Linked DNA regions of Mus musculus: region 2 is linked to region 1. A link is a contact called in ENCODE Hi-C or POLR2A ChIA-PET data. All regions are on one chromosome and are shown on one strand. The core of a region is the stretch at or near the end of the contact, and the rest is flanking DNA. Distances in the headings are between cores, read along the strand shown. Region 1 holds the start of Rassf2 (Ras association (RalGDS/AF-6) domain family member 2). Region 2 holds the start of Tmem230 (transmembrane protein 230).

Region 1 (2,903 bases), core at 250-2,749:
CTCAAATTCACACTCTTCTTGTCTCAGCCTCCTGAGCAATTATGTGTGCACGTCATCAGGCCTTGCCCGGTTTGGATTTAACAGGGTCAAGGACCAGTATTTCGGGCATTAGGAGTGTACCCTCATTGGCAGGAAGCCAGATGATTGGTTATAAGATGACCATTTGACTCAACGCGAGCCAGGGGAGCCAGGGAGCGGCTCTCCTGAGAGGCTGGGCTAGAACTGAAGAATTCTAGCAGCATCTCACAGACTTCTTCAATAGCAAAACCAGAGCCCTGCTGTTAGGAGTCATGGCTGCCCTTTGTCCTGTTTCTGAGGTCACGGAAGGCCAGGTTAGAAGAGAAGAAAGATTCCCTTGGAGAAGGTTTCCTGGAGAGTTCCTCAGCTCACCCTGCAAATCTAGCTTGAGAAAGGCTGCGAAGGAAAGCAGCTTACCTGAAACACAGTAATGGCTCCAGTGAAAGAAATTAATGGACCCGGTTTGTGTTTATAGCTCAAGGGGAAAGAACTAGATGCATTTATCTCCCTAACACCCCCCTCCCCTTTCACAGTAGAAAAAGCCGATCAGTAGCCTTCTTGTTCAGTGTTGTGGGACATTTCCAGCACCACCCCGCAGCTGCGCTTTGGCCTCCGCACATTTGAGGCTGGCTGGTCTGGGAACGGATAGCCGTTTATAACATTGTTTCTATGGGAGACACATTCCAAGATCCAAACAATGAGTTTAAAAGAGAATATCTGGCTTCCAGGCAGATGGGATGCACTTTGGAGGCTTGGCTGCCCTTTCTTTAACCGTTAGATTCCCTTCCCCTTTGGTTTGGGGACCAACTGCAAGGTCGGGCATATGTAAACGAAGAATTATGGTTAGAGGGTATAGAATCCGTAGCTGGGTGCTCCCTCCTATACACTAGAGTTCCTCGGAGGTCTAAGGATGGAGAGGAGGAGGAGGTGAGGAATGGACAAAGAAACTTGACTTCCTTCACATTGCCGTCACGTCTGCCGGCCTGCCGAGTCGAAGGGGCCCACTTAGCCCTTTGGCAACTCAAACCCTTTTGGGAACAAACCCGGGTGTTAGAAAGAACCACCACCCAACTCCACCAACTGCACATCCTCTGCTAGGAAATCTGCATTCTCTAGGCGGGCTGCTCCCTGGGAGTGACTGTCACAGAGCCAGGCGAACTGAAGAGCTTGGGCTAAATCTCGGCGTGGCTTGGAGAGGGCAGGCGCGATGGGGTGAGAGGCAGCACCTTATTCCCTCCACCCACGCTCTCCGCCTCCTCCTCCTCATGCACTCTGGCCTGCTGAGAAGAAACGCTGGCAGCCCGCGCGAGGTGGGGTGGGGGTACGCGGGGAGGGGGGGGGTAGAGATGAAGGGAGGAGGCGACGCGAAGCCACAGCATTGTCTGTCTTGAAGGGAGGGGAGAAGCTCCGCCCCCTAGAGGGGAGGGAGGGGGAGAAGGGAAAGAAAGGCAAGAGAAGAGGGGTGGGGAGAGAACTGCAGGGTGGCGGGTGGGTTGGTCAAGGATCGGCAGATAAAGGCAGAGCTCGGGGAGGCGGGGCGGAGGGGCCAGGTGGGCGGGGCGCCCGCCCTCAACCGCACTGTCGCCGCCCAGGCCGGCCCAAGCGAGCGGGTCCCGCGGATCACTGGCCAAGCACGCTGGAGCACCCCCACCCCCGCAGCGGCGCCCCCACTTTCCAACCCCTGCGGCGAGAGCGGATGCAGATGGTCCGGGAGACAGGCAAGACACAGGGCGCGGGGCTCGAAGAGCCGGGTACTGGCACAGGATGCGGGCGCAAGGTGCTGGTGGTCCTCTTTCCCTCTACCCAGCTCAAAGTTTTCCCTCAGTGGCCCGTGGCCAGCCTGGTCCGGTCCCTGACTCTTCCCTGTCCCCTTTTGCCACCCAAGCCACAAGGTGGGCTTAGATATGCGGGCTGCCCCAGAAGCAGCGCAGGCGGGCGCCCCAGCCCACTCCTTTTCCCCGGGTAGAAAGTTGTGGCCTGGAGCTCATGCTGCGGCTCTGACCCCTTAAGATCTTTTCTGAGGTCGACACTAAGTGCAGTGGCAGGAAATTGCCCCCATCCCCAGAGCAGGGTGTCCCCGAACTCCCTGGAGAGGTGAAGCGAGATAGCAGGTGCAGGCCTGTAGAGCTTAGGGGAGGGTCGGACTGTTGTGCGCACTCTGGCTCCCCGGGCGGGGACCACATCTCCAACCCGCGGCGAACCCAGTTCCCTTTGGGTTTCAGAGTTTAAGAGCGCGCGGTGCTCGGCGCACTTCCCCCTCCCGGGTTTCTTGTCCCTTCCGGAGCTTGTGCCTGAGGTCGCTGGAGACCGAGCTAGGCAGGTGCTTTCAAAAGACGGCCTGGCCACTCGTGTATTAGAGCGCTTACTCTGCACCCAGCTTTATCTCCGAGTGCGCCCTGGGAGGCAGCAGAATGGTGGAGTCCCGACAGGGGCAGATTTGGAACAGCCACTGGACAGATAGCCACTGTGCTTCAGTGGCAAGCTCAGCACGAGGCTTCTCAATGCTGCGCGCGCTTTAGTCCCAAGAGTCTGGAAAACCAGGGCATTAGAAACGATTCTTCCTGAGAGCAGAGGCCAGGGGTTACGGTAAGCAAGTGGAGGATTCCTGTAAGAGGAAGCGGTGGACAAATGACAATTTGTCAGAGCCGGCTCTGTCCCTGCGGTAAATGGCCCTGGGACAGTGGGAAGAAAAAAATTAGGGTCACGGTTCTCAAAAGATAGCCGGCAGATTCAGCCAGGGGATATCTTTGAAGAGCACGTAAATGAGGAACCTGAGGTTGATTTGCCATACTTTCAATCCACGTTTATTAAGTGGAAGCTTTTCCTACAGGTGGTCTGGGGGTTAAAGAAACCTCTGTGGCTAAGCTATACTGGATTTGAGAAGA
Region 2 (2,903 bases), core at 194-2,693, 220 kb before region 1:
AATGGGCTTTTGTTCTCTCTTCCATCGTGGAGATAGCAATAAAAAAATGTTTCTCTTGAGTTTATGTAATTACGTTGTGCAAAGTTTTCTGGTAGCCTTGTTTGGGATGTAGCTCTTTTAAAATACAACTTTAATGGCAGTGCAGGGGGTGGGGTGGATAAATCTCTCCCTAGGCCAACCAGGACTACATACAGTCCATCTTGAGTGAAGCAAAGGCCCAAACTTCGTGGCTACTTGATCCAAGAAGGGTTAAAAAGGCCCTGTGGTTTTGATCATGATATGCTACATAAAACTAAAGAATATTTGAGTATATTTATTGTGTATGTGTGAGGCTCATGTGGGGGTCAGGACAATTTTATAGGAATTGGTATACCCCAGCACCCTGGCTTCCAGGGGTTGAATGAAGTTCTTCAAGCTTGGTGACAAATTATCCTACCTCCCCTCTCAGTTTTTATGTGTGTGTGTCTTTTGCAGGTATGAGTGAGCATGCGTGTGTTAACCTGGTTTGGTGTGGGGAACCATTTTCAGTTCTTGCTATATTTCAGCAGGATCTCAAACCATGGCTAGTATAGAGCCTGTTTGCTCTGTTCCGGGAGGCCACATTTGAAGGCCTTTAAATACTAAGCTCTATCTGTGGACCCCAAGATATTTTTCCTTTGTATTTCATGTTTGACAGTATGTAGACAATACAGCTTTGTTCTGGGAGGTTGTTGGTTAGAGCTCATGCCTAGTAGCTACAACTGTTCAATACTTTGAGCCAATTAAGTGCAGAAGGAAGTAGCCTGCAAATACTGCTCTCAGAGAACTCTGGAGTGGTGGGAATGCTTTATCAAGACGTCACTTTCATGAGGATGAATGTTAGAACTCAGCTGTGTCTGGTAGGTAGGACACTTACCTGGGTAGTGTTTAATAATCAGGTAGTAATAACAAGATTTTGGGGCTGTGAGAACGCTAATTAGTGAGTGGTGACCAGTGTCAGCATAGGGGTGTTTAGGACAGGGCAAGATTCCTGGTGGGTATCCCTTGTCCACCCCTCTGGATACCCAGGACTCTGCTGTGCACCGATGTGGCCATGGGGTCAGGACTGGAACCTCAACAGTTTTGCTGTGAACTCGATCCTGGTGGGTGAGACCCTAAGTACGCGCCCGCCCACCCTATGGAGGTAGCAGGTCCTGGTCACCAGGGCAAAAGCAAGCCGCTACCCGGTTGAGCATGGTGGCATTCGCCATTTGTCCCAGGCAAACCTTATGTTCGAGGCCAGCCTAATCAGCATCCTGAGTTCCAGGACAGCCTGCGCTACGTAAAGAAACGCTACCAAACATAAAACAAGACAGCAATGAAGCCCTCCAGCCATGTGCCCTGGAAGCAAGATTCGATGACACGATTTCCTGGTGACAGCACTTCCGGTGCGCCTCTATCCGCCACGTCACTTCCGCTGGGCTGTCCTTAAGACCGCCCCTTCCGCTTGGCTGTTGAGCGAGCCTTGCGAGCGCGCCTAACGGAGAACGGGGAGCGCAGCGCGGGTAGGGGGCGGGCGCGCGCTCCCGGAAGCCAGCCGCGAGACCTGGCCCTGCCACCGAGGCTGCTTCCCGGAGACAGTTAGTTCACGTTGGCGGCGGCGGAGGGCGACGAGAGGTTGTCCACAGCGCCACGCTTAGGTCCTTGTGGGCCCGGGAGGGTGGGCAGAAATCGTGGTGGGGCCGGTAAAAAGTGTAGCAGAAACTTGGGCTGATAGTTTTTTAAGTTGTCATTTACTATGTGATAACGCCACTCTAGAATCCCTTGCTAAGAAAAACAAATCTTCCCATTTCGTTGTCGTGCTGCAACGTTTTTGTTTTGGTGCGAGTTTATAAGTGGAAAGTACATAACTTTATAACTTGTAATACAAATCAGGCATGGTTTAATGCTTCGAAAATCCTGCTTATTGGTAGCTTCAACTTTTAGATATGAGGAATTAAACATGTTATGGGATGGCAACATCAAAAACCTAGTACCTAAGGTTTAGAAATGTAAATGGATTCCCGTTGCTCCTTTTTAGTACTTCTGAACTAGGATGTAATTAACCAAAACGCAGAAACACTTGACACCAGTTTTTTGCATGCTAGTTACTTAAGGTCGACTGTAATACCAGTGTCTGGCAGCTCATTAAGATCGAAAAAATATCACATGCCATTGTGGAGATTATGTGCAAAACATCACACCAGTGAAGGCCACTTAGTTTTCTTCTTAAAGATGGACTTTTTGCGTTTAGAATTCAAATGCCATTGCAAATAAAATAGTCTGTTTTGTTTACATAATTGTATGACTTTATAAAGAATCCACACATTTCATTTATGGTAGGGGAGAGTGTCTGGTCTTCCTATGTTGCCCAGACTGGCCTCCAACTTCGTATATCCACACCTTTCTTCCCAAGTAGTTGGGATTAGAGTAACCTACTGAAGTACTGAGCTTAAATTTCAAACTTTTAAGATTTAAACGTCATTGCTTTTAAATTTTACCTACTCTCAAATAATTCAGTAGTTATGATTTTTATTATGTCTGTCTGCTTTGAATAGTTTGAGTAAAACGGATTTTTAGATCCGTTTTTTCAGGAGCTACATGATGTGGAATGTAAACTCACTTGTTTCATGCTTGGGATGGGAGCAGAGAGGCAGGTGGCCGTGGATGTCTAGTGTGGTATGGATAGCCAGGGCGTTTCCCACATGGATAAGAATTTGTACATAGAACCGTACCACACCTAGAAGTAGACACGATGCTGATGTGTGTGTCATTCCTTATCCTCCTCCTCCTCCTTTCATGGCAGACAAAAAAGTTATGTGAATTTATGCTCCTGAGGAAAGTTAAGGGGTAGGCAGTACTGTAAGGGAGGGGTTGAAAATGTGAACATTGGACTTTAGAAAATT

What was found. A loop is a pair of places that touch in the nucleus more often than their neighbours do. ChIA-PET counts read pairs that join two places held with the same protein, here RNA polymerase II (POLR2A).
Region 2: a map of T-helper 2 cell shows a loop between it and region 1 (2.5-fold over the local background). The contact joins the promoter of Tmem230 here to the promoter of Rassf2 in region 1. A Hi-C loop is called at or near these places in 2 of 37 maps with a recorded cell type or tissue (T-helper 2 cell and regulatory T cell). POLR2A ChIA-PET finds 5 or more read pairs at or near these places in 1 of 5 experiments (embryonic stem cell).

What each region holds. Positions count from the first base shown.
Region 1 is chr2:132,028,584-132,031,486 of GRCm38, reverse strand. Rassf2 (Ras association (RalGDS/AF-6) domain family member 2) reads left to right here and starts at 1,499. Exons shown (of 11, transcript NM_175445.4): 1 at 1,499-1,736. Gm31179 (a long non-coding RNA gene) reads right to left here and starts at 1,036. Exons shown (of 3, transcript XR_374996.3): 1 at 436-1,036.
Region 2 is chr2:132,246,328-132,249,230 of GRCm38, reverse strand. It overlaps Tmem230 (transmembrane protein 230), which reads left to right and starts at 1,443. Exons shown (of 4, transcript NM_027478.3): 1 at 1,443-1,658.